Linked DNA regions of Homo sapiens: region 2 is linked to region 1. A link is an interaction called in ENCODE POLR2A ChIA-PET data of the cell type or tissue named here. Cell type or tissue: PC-9. All regions are shown on one strand. Each heading gives the region's core, and the rest is flanking DNA. Links, peaks and the distances in the headings are about the cores only. Region 1 overlaps LRRC8A (leucine rich repeat containing 8 VRAC subunit A). Region 2 holds the start of ZER1 (zyg-11 related cell cycle regulator).

Region 1 (8,324 bases), core at 218-8,217:
GAGAGCGTCTGGCAGGATCGCGCTGGGAGTGAGGTCTGTGCCAGAGCTCCTGACATCTCACCTGTGTTTTTCAGGCTCACTGTCCTGTCGCTTTCCCTCCCCCACGTCACTTCCTCCATTCTTCCCCAGGAGTCTCTTTTCTCTCCCATACACTGCTTGGGAGAGAGCTGCAGAGCTGGCCCCTCCACAGATGGTGCTCAGCGTCTCTGGCTTCTCCTTCCTGCAGTAGCACCTTCATAGTCCGTGGTCATTCTCAGCACCATGTCTCAGTGCTGAGCCACAGGCTGGGATGCTGCACGCATTTGCCCATCTTACCTTCGCCACAGCCTTGCGTGTGAGGTTGCTTTACCATTTTACAGACCAAGCCCCAGAGGGATGAGGTCTCTGGCCCAAAGTTATACAGTGTACATGTGGCAAAGCTAGGACTTGAACCCAGGTTGGTATGGCTTGGCAGCTGGGGCTCTTTCTACTTCACCCTCCATTACCCTCTTTTCTCAGGTTCCCAGGCTTTTGGGGGCCTTCAAAGTCACCTGGAAGCTTGTCTAAAATGCTGTTCCCCTGGGCCCACCACCACAGACCTGCAGAGTCTGCCCTGGAAGGTTGGCCCCAGGAATCTGAACTTTGAAGATGCTTCCCCAGCAGTTGTGAGGCTGGTGGGCTACAAACAATGCTGAGAAACACTGACCGGACGCCATTCTTTCAGCCTTAGTCCCAGTCGTCTACCGCAGAACTCATGCCCTTGGTGTGGAAGCAGGGCTGAGCTCCCCACAGGACTGGGACTGGACAGGTTTTTTTTTTTTTGTTTAATTAATTAATTAATTATTTTGAGATGGAGTGTTGCTCTGTCACCCAGGCTGGAGTGCAGTGGCACAATCTTGCTCACTGCAACCTCCACCTCCCAGGTTCAAGCTATTCTCCTGCCTCAGCCTCCCGAGTAGCTGGGACTACAGGTGCCCGCCACCATGCCCAGCTAATTTTTGTATTTTTAGTAGAGACGGGGTGTCACCATATTGGCCATGGCTGGTCTCGATCTCCTGACCTTGTGATCCACCCACCTTGTTCTCCAAAGTTCCAGGACTACAGCCGTGAGCCACTGCGCCTGGCCAATTTTTTTAATTTAATTTTACTTTTTTGAGATGGAATCCTGCTCTGTTGCCCAGACTGGAGTGCAATGGTGCCATCTTGGCTCATTGCAGCCTCTGCCTCCTGGGTTCAAGTGATTCTCCTGTCTCAGCCTCCCAAGTAGCTGGGATTACAGATGTGCACCACCACGCCTGGCTAATTTTTGTATTTTTAGTAGAGACGGGGTTTCACCTTGTTGGTCAGGCTGGTCTCGAACTCCTGACCTCAGGTGATCCACCCACCTCGGCCTCCCAAAGTGCTGGGATTACAGGTGTGAGCCACCGCACCTGGCCAGACAGTTGTTTTTTAGTGGCTTCATTTTGTGTGTGTGTGTGTGTGTGTGTGTGTGTGTGTGTGTGTGCTGGGAAGGCGAGGGGCTTAACCTTCCCTCCTCAAGGACGTGTGGGGCTGAGGTTTCTAGAAGGGCTTTTACTCCCAGCCACAAATGTTCCCTGCTGTCTTCCAGATGCGTTTCTGTTGCGTCTTGCGTCTTGCAGCAAGTTTGTCTACATCTAAACGTCTCTTGAGGGCTTAAAACCTCAAAATTAAATTGCTTGCTGCAATCTAAGCCTCACGCCTAGAGCAATGTTCCAGTGGAGTAAAAGTGGCTGTAAAATTCCATAGCTTTCACGTGCCACCTGGACGCCGTCAGAGTGCCACTGCCAAACCTGCGCCCTCTGACGGGCAGCATGACAAACGCACTGACCAGCAGCGGGGGCGGTGGGCGGGAATCCTGGCCCTGAAGGGACACCTCGCATCTCCCAGCTGACTCCATGAGTCAGGATCCCTGGGGGTAGCCCCCTTCCATCCCAGAGAGTCGGGTACCAGGCAGCTCACCCTCTGTCAGACCCCCCAGTCCTCCCCCTGGCTCACCTAGGGCTTGGCCAGTGCCCACTCCCCTGGGATCTCAGCAGAAGATGTGTCTGCTGCCTCTCTAGGGTACTGGTGGCCACATTTCATAACCTGTCTAAGAAGGCAGCGCTGGTATTCATAACAGGTTAAGACCTGTAAACCGTGTGTGGCCGTGACTCCATGTGCAAATATGAGCCAACAAACGTTGGCTGGACGTGGCGGTTCCCACCAGTAATCCCAGCACTTTGGGAGGCTGAGGTGGAGGATTGCTTGAGCCCAGGAGTTCCAGACCAGCCTGGGCAACATAGTGACCTGTCTCTACAAAAATAAAAAAAAAATTAGTCCAGGCACAGTGGCTCAGCACTTTGGGAGGCTGAGGCAGGTGGATCACCTGAGGTCAGGAGTTCAAGACCAGCCTGGCCAACATGGTGAAACCCCGTTTCTACTAAAAAATACAAAAATCAGCCGGGTATGGTGACATGCACCTGTAATCCCAGCTACTTGGGAGGCTGAGGCAGGAGAATCACTTGAACCCGGGAGGCGAAGGTTGCAGTGAGCCGAGATTGTGCCACTGCACTTTAGCCTGGTGACAGAGTGAGATCCCGTCTAAAAAAAAAAATTAGCCAGGTGTGGTGGCATGTGCATGTAGTTCCAGCTACTTAGAGGTTGAGACTGGAGGACTGCTTGAACCCAGGAGTTCCAGACCAGCCTGGGCAACATAACAACCTATCTCTACAAAAAATTTTTAAAAATAGCCAGGTGTGGTGGCACATGCCTGTAGTTTCAGCTACTCGGAGGCTGAGGCTGGAGGATCGCTTGAGCCAAGGAGTTCAAAGTTGCAGTGAGTCATGATCGCACCATTGTGCTCCAGCCTCGGCGACAGCGCAAGATCCTGTCTCAAAAAAAATAAAACGGCCTGCCTTCTAGGCCCTTCTGCCCCCAGGGCCCAGACCCAACACTGCCTTCTGGCCCTAAACCCAGGGCTAGGCTCCCTTCCAGAGCTTCCTTATAGCAGTACCCGTGAGACCAGAGGCATCTGAGTATGGCCTGATGGGGTTCCCTGTAGAGCCCTGGTTTCCATGTACCCCCTAAGGAAAAGAGTATCTTGTCTCAAGAAGTATCTTCAAGGGCCTGGGTCCCAGGTGGGTCCGGGAGGCCTGCTTGTCTTTGAGGCAGGTTGGCACAATGGAAAGTCGGGCTTGGGGTGCATCTTCCCAGCTCTTCCTAGCTGTGTGGCCTTGGGCAGGTTACCAAACTTCTCTGGGCCTCCGACATCACACCCATAAAAGGACTGATTTAAACTCTACCATAATAATAACAGCAGTGAACGTTCCAGAGCCTTACTGTATGGCAGGCACTAGTCCAAAAGCTTTATATGGACTGTCTCCTTCTGTCCTCATCACAGCCCTCCAAGCAATAGACTTGTCAACCCATTTTACAGATGAGGAAACCAGAGCCCAGCGAGGTGAAGGGACTTTCTCACGGTCTCGTGGTGAGGTGGGTGCCACCTTGCTGCTATGCATGAAGGTTGGGAGATGGGGCAAGGACATACTGGGCACTTAGTTGACGGTCAGTAACTGGGCGCTCCTGCCCCAGCCTGGCAGGGCGAGGGCAGGTCCTGAGGCTGCACCTCCAGCCCCACCTGCTGCCTCTCTCTGCTTGGCTCCGGAGCTGCTGGGGGAAGCCCAGGTGGGTGTCCCTCACCTGTTGCCTTTCACCCTAGAAGGCGGGCCACGCCCTTGCAAGTTGGTGTGAGGATGAACCTGTTTGGGAGCCCAGCCCAGGTGAGAGCAGTTTGGAACTGACCCGTGCTCCCCTCCCCCTCCAGCCCTGGCGTCTCCCCTCTTCCTCTCCCCAGGAAGTGAGGGTGTACCCTTCTACACAGGGCGAGTCCCAAGCCAGGCAACACCCCCAGCCAGCAGCCTCTGACTCACCCCAGCTGGGTGTGGGGGCCTCCAGGGCAGTGTCCGCCCTGGGGAGGGTGGAGGCTGTGTGTGCCAGACGAGGCTGAGACCTCTCCTCCCACTCTGGCTCTGGGACAGGGGAAGCACATGACCCATGGCCCGTGGTGGGAGCAGATCCACAGGCTTGGAACCCTCCCGGGACAGGGCCTGTTGAGAGCGGCCCCTTCGCGCTCCCTGGGAGAGCACTGGAGGGCCAGCCTTCCCATCTCTGGTACAGGAGGGGTGCCAACCTCCCGCCTCCCCTCCTGCTTGGGAAGTTTTCCTGGCTCAGCCTTGTTTGTGCTTTCACAAAAGGCTCTCTGTGCCCTGTTTACCCGCAGCCCGACTGCCTGCCGCCCAGGTGTGGGAGCCACGCCAAATCCCTGTGGGCCCACATGGGGTCTGGTGCGTGCTGGGGGGGTCTCTCTCTGGGACAGAGTGGGCAGCTTGTCATTTCTTGACTCCCTGTCTTCGAGAAGCATCCAGGGGATGTGGACTGGGGCTGAACCTAATGACTGGCTCTGAGAGCAGATGGCCAACTCTGCCACACGGGGTCCTGAGCCTGGGAGGGTCTCTGAGTGGTCTGCGAGTTTTCGAGGTTCTGCGAGTCCTGGGGGGTCCTGTGGGTCTCTGAGTGGTCTGGCCCTGCTCAGAGACATGGTGCTTGAGGCTCCGCCCTCACCCAGGTCAGTCCCCACTGAATTCTGGGAGGGTCATCTGCGATGGCAGGTGGGACCGTGGAACGACAGCCTGAGTGTGCCCGGTGCTGTATTGACACATGATGCCTTACTTTTAATTCTCACGATAACCCATTTCACAGCTATAACCCATTTTAGGATGTAATATTTCCATCTTGCAGTTGAGGACACAGAGGCTCTGAGGCCCCAGTGAGGCAGTAGTGGGGTTGGCGTTTGAGTTGCCCAACTCTGGGGTCTGAACTCCTCCCTGCTCTGCTCCCAGGAGGTGAGGACCGCAAGCTGCTGAGCGTGAGTGTTACGAGGCAGGGCAGGGAGGATGAGGCTGACCTGTTTCTAATGTACGGATGGCAGCTACGCATAAATTCTTTTATCATCCTGAGAAACCACACAGTGAGGAAGGTCTTTTGATTTATTTCCAAGCAGTTTTTCTACTCATAAACATACCAGATTTAAATAATGGAAGAATGTATAATATAGACAGCCCTCTACAGTCTCACCACGAGTAGACTTAACTATATATAGTTCTGTGCATAGCTTTCTAAATTCTTTTCTGTACACAGTAATGAGTTTGTTATTGATATAATTTTATTTTTTGAGACAGAGTCTCACTCTGTCACCCAGGCAGGAGTACAGCAGCACAGATTCGGCCCACTGCAACCTGCGCCTCCCGGGTTCAAGTGATTCTCCTGCCTCAGCCTGCTGAGTAGCTGGGACTACAGTTGTGTGCTACCACGCCCAGCTAATTTTTTTGTATTTTTAGTAGAGACGGGGTTTCGCCATGTTGGCCAGGCTGGTCTCAAACTCCTGACCTCAAGTAATCCACCCACCTCGGCCTCCCAAAGTGCTAGGATTACAGGCGTGAGCCACCGTGCCCAGCCATCATTCTTGTTTTAAAAAATTGCCAGGCATGGTGGCTCACACCTGTAATCCCAGCACTTTGGGAGGCTGAGGCAGGCAGATCACAAGGTCAGTAGATCGAGATCATCCTGGTTAACACGATGAAACCCCGTCTGTACTAAAAATACAAAAAAATTTGCCGGGCATTGTGGTGGGTGCCTATAGTCCCAGCTACTTGGGAGGCTGAGGCAGGAGAATGGCGTGAACCTGGGAGGCAGAGCTTGCAGTGAGCAGAGATCATGCCACTGCACTCCAGCCTGGGCAACAGAGTGAGACTCCATCTCAAAAAAAAAAAAATTATACCAGTAACAGACCAGGTACAGTGGCTGACACCTGTAATCCCAGCACTTTGGGACACCAAGGCAGGTGAATCACTTGAGGTCAGGAGTTTGAGACCACCCTGGCCAACATGGCAAAACCCCATCTCTAGTAAAAATACAAAAATTAGCCAGGAGTGGTGGCACACACCTGTAGTCCCAGCTACTTGGGAGGCTGAGGCAGGAGAATCGCTTGAACCCAGGAGGTAGAGTTTGCAGTGAGCCAAGACCACACCACTGTACTCCAGCCTTGGCAACAGAGTGAGACTCTACCTCAAAAAAAAAAAAAAAAAGATATCATATTTCCTAATTTTTTTCATTGTGGTAAAATACACATGACATAAAATTTACCACCTTAACCATTTGTAAGTGTACACTTCAATGGTATTAAGTACATTCATATTGTGTATCCATCACTACCACCCATCTCCAGAACTGTTTTCATCTTGCAAAACTGAAACTCTCTGCACCCATTAAACGCTCACTCCCCATTTCCTGCTCCCCCAGGCCCTGGTATCCCTTCTGTTTTCTGTCTATTCACTTATGTGAATAAGTGAAATCAAAGTATTTGCCTTTTATGACTGGCTTCTTTCGCAGATAACACATTTTATATACTGCTCAGCAAAATTCTTTTATGCTTAATATCTCTTAGATGTCTCTGGGGTCACTGCATACACATCTACAAGGAAGGTGGCGTTATTCCTGATTTAAAGTTGTAGAAGCTCGGGAGGCTGAGGTAGGAGAATCACTTGAACCCGGGAGGTGGAGGTTGCAGTGAGCCAAGACCGTGCCACTGCACTCCAGCCTGGGCCACGGAGCAAAGCAAGACTGTCTCCAAGATAAAATAAAATAAGTTGTAAAAGCAGAGGCTTAGGCTAAACAATTTGCCTGGGGTCACAGAATTATTTCTTGCTGGAGCTGGATTTGAACCTACATGTCCCAAACTCCAAGTCCTTGCTCTCTCTGCTCCCTGAGATCCACCTGTGCCTGAGGGAAGGCTGGGGCTCTCTGGGTTACTCATTTAACCCCCAGGCACAGAGATGCCCTGGCCCTGGCCAGGAACCTGGTCCCATTTGTCCTAGGCACCTGCTTGAGCTGCCTTGTGGGAAGGGCCTGTTCTGCATGATGCCCACTTCTACATCTCCCTGGGGGCAGGGCAGGACCAGGTAGGGAGTGCTTACGAGTTCTGCAGGGTCCTCAGGGGCTGAGGAGCAGCAGCTGGTAGGAGGAGCTGCCTCTGCTGCTCCGGTAACCTGGTAAGATGCAGTAGCTGCTGCTCCCCGCTGAGCCTTCGCCTGTGGGAGGTTGGGGAGAGCACTGGCTATGCAGGGTAGGAATGCATGAGTGTTTCAGTGAGTTTTGTGTGATGAAATGGTTTAAGAAAAGTATAAAAACTAGAACAGATACATCCATATCAAGAACTCAGCTTTGTCAGACTTCAGTGTTTTGCAGTAATTGTTTCAGATACACACATGCACGCACGCACACACTTGAATGTGCGCAGGCACTTAAGTAAAATATTCCAAGCACAGTTGAAGTCCCTTCCCCATTTTCTTCCCTCCCTAGATACAATCATTATCTTGGTTTGGAGACTTTCCATGCATGCTTTTGTATCTTCGGTATACTTGGGTATACACCTTGTAGAAAACCTTATATAACATATGCATCATCTACAACTTGTTTTTTGGATCAACATTGCTTTTGAGGTTTATCCACATTGATACATGTTGCTACAGTTCATTAACTTTAATTGATTTAAAGCATTTCCATTGTATGATTAGAACAACGTATCCTTTCTCCTGTTGATGAACATGTGGGTCATTTCTGATTTTTTGCTATTACAAACAATTCTTCAGTGAGCATCCTTGTGTGTGGTTTCTCACTTATGTGTGGAGCAGCTTTCTAAGATGCATAAATAATGAGGAGAGGAGTTGCTGGGTTGTAGAGTACGTGCATCCTACCTTCTCTAAGAGTTCACAGTTTTTGCCAATTGGGGGAGTGAAGTGATATGTGATCGTTTTAATTTACATTCCTTGATTACTAGCAAGGCTAAGAATTATTTCATACATTGGTTCCATTTGCATTTTTCCCCTGTGAATTGCCTATGCGTATATTTTGCCATTTCCCCTCATTGGATTGTTTTTGTCTTATTTATGCAGGATTTCTGTATTTATTCTGGATACTAATCTTTTCTTTTTTCTTTCTTTCTTTATTTTTTTCTTTGAGCCAGAGTCTTGCTCTGTCACCCATGCTGGAGTGCAGTGGTACGATGTCTGCTCACCGCAACCTCCGCCCCCTGAGTTCAAGGGATTCTCCTGCCTCAGCCTCCTGAGTAGCTGGGACTACAGGCATGTGCCACCAGGCCCAGCTAATTTTTTTGTATTTTTAGTAGAGATGGGGTTTCAGCATGTTGGCCAGGCTGGTCTCAAACTCCTGACCTCAAATGATCCACCTGCCTCAGCCTCCCTAAGTTCTGGGATTACAGGCGTGAGCAG
Region 2 (8,324 bases), core at 79-8,078, 120 kb before region 1:
AGCTTTCCCTTCTGTTCCACGAGCCTCCGCCGCTTCCTTACAACTCAGGCACTGAGCTCACATGATCCAGTACTGCTGGTAACCACTCCGTGGCATGTCATTTTTTGGCCACAGCATTGAAAGCTTCCTGAGGGCAGGGACCCTATGTGATTTCTGGGGTCTCCATTACAGAGTATGTGAGTGGCTCAATGCCAGTGACAGGGCCTCGGCTCCACAAGATCCCCAGCCAATGTTTTCCAGCCTCAATATTTATCAAGGTCCTTACCTGTCAGCATGTTGCGAGTGGCACACGCTGTGTTGCGCGTGTTGTGAACAGGGTTGCTGAGGAGATGCCATGAAAGGATGGCAGGAAGGTGGTAACCAATAATTATGAAGAGTGATGTTCCTGAGAATAATGCTTCAAGAGACCCTTCTGCATCTCTGAAGCTGGAAAATCAGTTTCAGCGATTGCGCCAGATATAAGACAGTGGTCCACAAATAGATAACCAGACAGGGGTCTCTGCACTCACCTCTCAGGACTCCAGAACAGATGAGGTACTGAAGCCAAGCAAAAAAACCAGAGTGCCAAGAGCAGTCTTCCAGCTAGTGGGCCCCCAAAACGTGTCTGCATAATCCTAGTGGTACTAATGATAATACCTTTGTAGAGAGCTTCAGAACACACCTAATTCTTTCACAAGCTGTGTCTCATTTCATCCTCCCAACAGCCTTTAGAGTTAGTCGGAGGCAAGGGAAGGCCATTATTCTTAATCTACAAATAGGAAAACTGAGGCCCAGAGAGGAGATGGAACCTGCCTAACTCACACAGCAAGCCAACAGCAGAGCCGGGATTTGAACCAGGTCCGCAGGTCACCAGCCTGGGGTTCTACCCACAACAGCCTACCCCAACATGCTGGCTCTCAGCTCCTAAGTGCTCTGACCTTTCATTTTCAAATTCTCTGGCCCAGTTGCCCTGCTCAGCCTGTGTCCCAGGCCTGAGGATATAGTCCGGGCTTGGGGTATAAGGAGGGAGATCAACTGTGGTTCTGCTTCCTATAAAGCAGGCTGGAAAGTCTCAGCCTCTGCCGGGCACTTCCGGATCACCAGCCTCTACCCGTAGATCAGCCACGCACACTCCAACCACATATCTAGGCCCAGCATACACTGCCCCTCCCCACCTGTCTCCAAGTCACATTCATTTCAACACCCTCATTTTGCCTATTTTACGTGGTAGAATGGAAATTTGCTGGGCTCATTTTAATTCTTTTTTTTTTAGAGATAGGGTTTCCCTATGTTCTCCAGACTGGTCTCAAACTCCTGGCCTCAAGCGATCCTCCCAAAGCGCTGGCAGTGCTGGGCTCTTTTTTAAAAGTCCCCATCACCCTCCGCTGCTGTCAGAAAAGCCAGGACCAAGCTAACGTCTTCTCTGCAGAATATTAACCCAGTTACCTCTGAGGGGTGTCAAGAAGTTTCTGTCTTGCTTTCCCCAATATTTCCTCAAATCCTACTAGTTGATGGAGGCAGCTAGAGCTGGTGACACCACCAGCTAGTGCTAAAACGAACGGCTCTGAGGCAGACATACATGCCCACATTCCTCATCATCACATCATCCTCATCAGCGTGACCGCTATGTATTGAGCACTTTGTGTGAAATACTGCATTAAGCACTTCAGCCCATGATTTTATCTAATCCAACAGCCCTATTTTCTTTTCTTTTCTTTCTTTCTTTTTTTTTTTTTGAGATGGAGTTTCGCTCCTGTCGCCCAGGCTGGAGTGCTGCAGTGGCATGATCTCAGCTCACTTCAACCTCCACCTCCCAGGTTCAAGCGATTCTCCTGCCTCAGCCTCTCCAGTAGCTGAGATTACAGGCATGCGTCACCACACCCGGCTAATTTTTGTATTTTTAGTAGAGATGGGGTTTCACCATGTTGGCCAGGCTGGTCTCGAACTCCTGACCTCAGGTGATCCACCTGCCTCCCAAAGTGCTGGGATTACAGGTGTGAGCCACCACACCCAGCCTGCTGTATTTTCCAGATGAGAAGATTGAGGTGGAAAAAGGTCCCGTGCCCACCTTCTCACAACCAGGAAGCAGCGGCATAACTTAACTTGATTTAATCGCAGTTCTCTGTGACCATGATTCTTTGTATTTGTTCCATCAATGGTCATTACAAAGATGGAAGAAGGGTACTTACAACCGAAGCCCCAAGCACAATGGCCATTTGTCATCTAAAACAAATCTGTATTTTCTCCAACCACCAGACACTTCAACAAGTACGGTTCTGAAAGGGTGTCCCATTAGACACCCTGTGACCCTGTATCACAAGGACAGCCCCTGATGTCTTCCCCACCTTTTTCTGGTCCCCACTGTTCTCTGACTTTCTTGCCAACCACTCTTCCCTTTCTTCAACCTGCTCCAGTCCCCCATCCTCCCACTGTTTCTTTCTTTTTTTTGAGACAGAGTCTCACTCTTGTCACCCAGGCTGGAATGCAATGGGCACAATCTCGGCTCACTGCAACCTCCACCTCTCAGGTTCAAATAATTCTCCTGCCTCAGCCTCCTGAGTAACTTGGATTACAGACATGAGCCACCACGGCCAGCTAATTTTTTTTTTGGTACTTTTAGTAGAGATGGGGTTTCACCATGTCGGCCAGGCTGGTCTTGAACTCCTGACCTCAGGTGATCCGGCTGCCTCAGCCTCCCAAAGTGCTGGGATTACAAGCGTGAGCCCTTATGCTGTTTCTTCAAATCACCAGGCATATGACCACAGGACCTTTGCATTTGCTGCGGAATGCTCTGCCACAAGAGAACTACCTGGCTTGCTCCCTCACTTATCTCTGCTCAAAGGTCACCTTACTAGAGACCTTCCCTGAACACCCTCTATAAAATGACAACTCCCAACTCCTTCCCCATGGTCCTTCCTTCTCTATTTTTCTCCAAACCACTTATTACCTCCTTACATATCATGTTTATTATTTGCTGAATGAACAAATGAACCAAAGTAGCGAGGCCCTTCACCCCTGGCCACCACTTTCTGCTCTAAGTATAGCCTCCCGTGACCCTTTTCAAGGCTATGCTTTTATGCTCATCCTAACCAGTTTGAAGTCTGAAGAGAAACATTCTGTGAAAGATCATATATGGAAGGATTTTCCCAAGACATCAGACATTCCATTCCCCTCCCCCTTAAAAATCAAATGCACTAGCTGAGCGCGGTGGCTCATGCCTGTATTTCCAGCACTTTTGGAGGCTGGAGCGGGCGGATCACTTGAGCCCAGGAGTTCGAGACCAGCTTGGGTAACATAGTGAGACCCCATCTCTATTTAAAGAAAAACAAAACAAAACAAAACGAATGGACTGACAAACACAGGCAAAGACTGGAAATCTTGGGCTCTTTCGGTCAAAGAGCAGCCAAGACAAGTTCCACCCAGAGAGCTATAGTGGCCAGCACAGTCAGTTTCACTATCAACTCACCTGTCGGGCTCCCTTGGCCCTCCGGTTGCAACCTCACCCTGTTGGATTTCCCTATACTTTGTGTCATCCCTTTTGGGAGCTGATCCAGAATCCAAGTCGTCCTTGAGCTTCTAAGCACTTCTCTGGGGGAACTTAAGCTCATCCAACAGGTAGGAGGGGCAGAGGGTGGCCCTTTCAGCCCTACACCGATCCCCCATCTTGTAGGGGCAAACGACAGAGCGTCATTTTCTTTCTGGAGGAAGGGAGCTCAGTTTTAAAGACACGATTCTCAGACCTGGCGGCAGGGATAGAGAAAGGAACCCTCCCACCACTGGCGGAGATGGACCTCAGAGAGTGGTTGCAGCGGCGATGCTTAGGCCCCGTAGGCAGGAGGCGAAGGAGGAGGACGCAGGTACGTCCCTTGGCCCGGGGTCCGGGACCTACCCTGGACGGGGCTGCCCTCAGCGTCGGGAAGCGGACGTGATGCTTCGCAGGCGAGGAGGAGCAGAGAATGCAGCCCGGGAGAATCCGGGGCCAGAGCACCTCAGGAGGTTGGGGATCTCGTCAGGCTAGAGCCGGGGTCCAGGGGAGACGGGGGTCGGCGGGGCGGAGCTTGGGATCCCGGGGACGGGAGCTCCGGGAGGGAGGGGGTCGCGACGGGGACCCCGTGGCGGTTACCTTGCCCTTAGGGCTGCCGGCGGGGCTGAGGCTCCTGGGCCCGGCCCCTCCCCCGATCCGGCTCCTACGGCTCGGAGCCTGCAGCCGCCGCCGCCTCCGCTGTCAACAAACCCGGGGCGCGTCACTTCCGGGGCCGCCCCTTAGCAACAGCGATCGGGTTCCCCCGACCCGTCCCGCGGCTAACGCGGGCGGCGGCGGCAGAAGGTTCCGGGGACCGGCGGGCGGCTCCTTTCCCCGGGCCCGGCACGTTACGCCGGTGGAGGAAGCCGCGGGATGCCCCCCCCAGGCCACCCGAGAGAACGCGTCATTCAGGGCTCTCCCTGGCCTCCGAGGGGCCTGTTCGTGGGACCCTAGGATCGGTGCCCGCCCTGGCGCTGCGGTTCACCTGAGCCCAACACTGCTGAATAGCAGGACTGACTCTGGGCGCCAGCCCCCTCCATCCAGCGCCCTGTTGAACATGTCTTGCGTTCTCCACGGGTGGCTCACACTCGCGTGTCAACCCGCAGTCATCACCGTCCCCCAAAAGGTGCTCCTAACCTCCATCTAGGGCATGCGCCACCAGGCAACCGAGCTTCCAAATGGGAAATTGGGCGGCGACCTCGGCCCCTACATTTTCCTGGGCCCCTCGTCCAGTCTCCAAGTCCTAAGGATCCTGTCAAACCAGTTCCTTCTGGCCGAGCGCAGTGGCTCACGCCTGTAATCCCAGCACTTTGGGAGGCCGAGGCACGCGGATCACCTGAGGTCAAGAGTTCGAGACCAGCCTGGCCAACATGGTGAAACGCCGTCTTTACTAAAAATACAAAAATTAGCCGAGCGTGGTGGTGCGCGCCTCTAATCCCAGCTACTCAGGAGACTGAAGCAGGAGAATCGTTTGAACCCAGGAGGCAGAGCTTGCAGTAAGCTGAGATCGCACCACTGCACTCCAGCCTGGGCGACAGAGGAAGACTCCATCTCAAAACACCATCATTTCTTCTCTGGATTTCTCTTTTTTTTTTTTTTTTTTGAGAGACGGAGTTTCTCTCTCTTGTTGCCCAGGCTGGCGGGCAATGGCCCTCAGCTCACTGCAGACTCCCCGGGTTCAAGCAATTCTCCTGCCTCAGCCTCCAAGTAGCTGGGATTACAGGCGCCTACTATCACGTCTGGCTAATTTTTGTATTTTTAGTAGAGATGGGGTTTCGCCATGTTGGGCAGGCTGGTCTCAAACTCTTGACCTCAGGTGATGCGCCCACCTCAGCCTCCCAAAGTGCTGGGATTACAGGCGTGAGCTACCACACCCTAGCTAGATGCTCCTTTCTTGAGGAACCCTTTCTTGACAGGTGCCTCAGTTCCATTCCAAGAACTAATTTTGTGGATTTCTTTTTTCTTGCATAGCACCTTTTAATCTTTGACCAGCTACAACTATGTTCGTACAGTCTTGAATCCTTAAAAAAGCTGTTGGGCTTGGCACAGTGACTCACAACCTATAATCTCAGCAGATGGGGTTGTCGAGGCTGAGGCTTGAGCCCAGGAGTTGGAGATCAGCCTGGGCAACATAGGGAGACCCCATTTCTACAAAAATTAGCAGGGCATGGTGGTGCGCATCTGTAGTCCCAGCTACTCGGGAGGCTGAAGTTGGAGGATTGCTTGAGCCCAGGAGGTGGGGAGGTACGGTTTTATGCTCCTTAAGATGGACATCATCAGAGAGACAATAACAAATGTTGACGAGGATATGGCTAGATGGGAACTCTCATATTAATACATTGCTTGGGCCAGGCGTCGTGGCTCAAGCCTGTTATATCAGCACTTTGGAAGGCCAAGGCAGGCAGATCACGAGGTCAAGAGTTTGAGACCAGCCTGGCCAACATGGTGAAACCCCGTCTCTACTAAAAATACAAAAATTAGCTGGGCATAGTGGCGCACGCCTGTAATCCCAGCTACTTGGGAACTTGGGAGACTGAGGTAGGAGAATCGCTTGAACCTGGGAGGCAGAGTTTGCAGTGAGCCAAGATTGTGCCATTGCACTCCAGCCAGGGCAACAGGAGTGAAACTCTGTTTCACAAGAAAAAAAAAAAAAGCCCGGTTTGGTGGCTCACGCCTGTAATCCCAGCACTTTGGGAGGCTGAGGTGGCCTGATTGCCTGAGCTCAGCAGTTCGAGAACAGCCTGGGCAACACGGTGAAACCCTGTCTTTACTAAAATAAAAAATTTTAAAAAATTATCCAGGTGTGGCAGCATGTGCCTATAGTCCCAGCCACTCTGGAGGCTGAGGCAGGAGAATTGCTTAAACCCTGGGGGCGGAGGTTGCAGTGAACGGAGATCACGCCGCTGCACGCCAGCCTGGGCAACACTGTGAGACTCTGTCTCAAACAAAAGAAAAAGAAAGAAAACAGAAAACAAATAGGAAATAAGAAACAAATAACAGGCCAGGCGCGGTGGCTCATGCCTGTAGTCCCAGCACTTTGGGAGGCCGAGGCGGGCAGATCACGAGGTCAGGAGACCGAGACCATCCTGGCTAACATGGTGAAACCCGGTCTCTACTAAAAATACAAAAAAATTAGCCGGGTGTGGTGGCAGGCGCCTGTAGTCCCAGCTACTCGGGAGGCTGAGGCAGGAGAATGGTGTGAACCTGGGAGGCGGAGCTTGCAGGGAGCCGAGATGGCGCCACTACACTCCAGCCTGGGCAACAGAGCGAGACTCCGTCTCAAAAAAAAAAAAAAAAAAAAAGAAACAAATAGCAAAATGGGCTTAGATTAAACCAGGAAAATAATCATAGTGAATGTAAGGGTCTAAACACTTTAAGTAAAAGGCAGAGTTTGTCACATTGCATAGAAAAGCAAGCCCCAGGCTCATGCCTGTAATCCCAGCACTTTGGGAGGCTCAGGTGGGCGGATCACTTGAGGCCAGGAGTTTGAGACAAGATGGACAACATAGTGAAACACTGTCTCTACTAAAAATACAAAAAAAAAAAAAAAAAAATTAGCCAGGCGTAGTGGCATTTGCCTGTAGTCCCAGGTACTTGGGAGGCTGAGGCCAGACTGGGTGACAGAGCAAGACTCTGTCTCAAAAAAAAAAAAAGAAAGTAGGAAGGAAGGAAAGAGAGAGAGAGAGAAAGAGGGAAAGAGAGAAAGACAAGAAAGGAAAAAAAGAGAGAGAAAGAAAGAAAGAAGGGAAGGAAGGAAAGAGGGAAAGAGAGAAGGAAAGAAAAAGAAAGAAAGAAAGAAAAAGAAAGAAAGGAGGAGAAGAAGAAGAAGAGAGAGAGGGAAGGAGGGAGGAAGGAAGGAAGGGAAAGAAGGAAGGAGAGAGAGAGGAAAAGAGAGAAAGAAAAGAAGAAGGAAGAGAGAGAGAAAGAAAAAAGAGAGAGAGAGAAAGAAAGAAAAAAGAAAAGAGCGAGCTGGGCAGAGCAGCTCACACTTGTAATCCCAGCACTTTGGGAGGCTGAGGCGGGCAGATCACCTGAGGTCAGGAGTTCACGACCATCCTGACCAACATGGAGAAAACCCATCTCTACTAAAAATACAAAATTAGCCGGGCGTGGCGGCGCATGCCTGTAATCCCAGCTACTCAGGAGGCTGAGGTAGGAGAATTTCTTGAACCCGGGAAGTGGAGGTTGCAGTGCGCTGAGATGGCATCATTGCATTCCAGCCTGGGCAACAAGAACGAAATTCCATCTCAAAAAAAAAAAAAAATGGCTGGGCACAGTGGCTCATGCCTTCATGCCTGTAATCCCAGCACTTTGGGAGGCCGAGGCTGGTGGATCATGAGGTCAAGAGATCAAGACCATCCCTGGCCAATGTGGTGATACCCTGTCTCTACTAAAAATACAAAAATTAGCTGGGTGTGGTGGTGCATGCCTGTAGTTCTAGCTACTTGGGAGGCTAGGGCAGGAGAATCACTTGAACCCAGAAGGCAGAGTTTGTGGTTAGCCAAGATGGCGCCAATGCACTTCAGCCTGGGCAACATGAGCGAAACTCCATCTCAAAAAAAAAAAAAAAAAGAAAGAAAGAAAGAAAAGAAAGAAAGAAAGAAAGACAAGCTCTCACTTTGGGAGGCTAAAGTGGGAGGGTCACTTGAATCCAGGAGTTTGAGACGAGCAAGGGAAATATAGTGAGATCCTGTCTCTACAAAAAATTTAAAAATTAGTGAGGTATGGTGGCATATGCCTGTAGTCCCAGCTACTCAGGAGGATCTCTTGAACCCAGAGGGTTGAGGCTTTAGTAAGTCATGATGGTGCACTGCACTCCAGC

Evidence for each region. Peaks named below come from ENCODE experiments on the same cell type or tissue, not always from the same donor. Only the 100,000 strongest peaks of a DNase experiment are listed, where the experiment ranks them.
Region 2: POLR2A ChIA-PET joins it to region 1 with 17 read pairs; 3 of 35 experiments call an interaction of 5 or more read pairs at or near these places.

The regions. Positions count from the first base shown.
Region 1 is chr9:128,888,688-128,897,011 of GRCh38, forward strand. The region is part of intron 2 of LRRC8A (leucine rich repeat containing 8 VRAC subunit A); the gene reads left to right. Among named protein-coding and RNA genes, the nearest start is that of LRRC8A, 11 kb to the left of the region's middle. RefSeq lists an enhancer at 3,557-4,164. In PC-9, for the core only: no CTCF peak of the experiment used is centred there; a DNase peak (open chromatin) is centred at 3,764; H3K4me3 peaks cover 636 bases; H3K27ac peaks cover 2,729 bases.
Region 2 is chr9:128,767,713-128,776,036 of GRCh38, forward strand. ZER1 (zyg-11 related cell cycle regulator) reads right to left here and starts at 4,215. Exons shown (of 16, transcript NM_006336.4): 1 at 3,869-4,215. LOC124902282 (a long non-coding RNA gene) reads left to right here and starts at 3,622. Exons shown (of 2, transcript XR_007061804.1): 1 at 3,622-3,836. RefSeq lists enhancers at 3,802-3,851, 4,580-5,306 and a silencer at 4,042-4,511. In PC-9, for the core only: no CTCF peak of the experiment used is centred there; DNase peaks (open chromatin) are centred at 4,259 and 4,609; H3K4me3 peaks cover 2,437 bases; H3K27ac peaks cover 2,310 bases.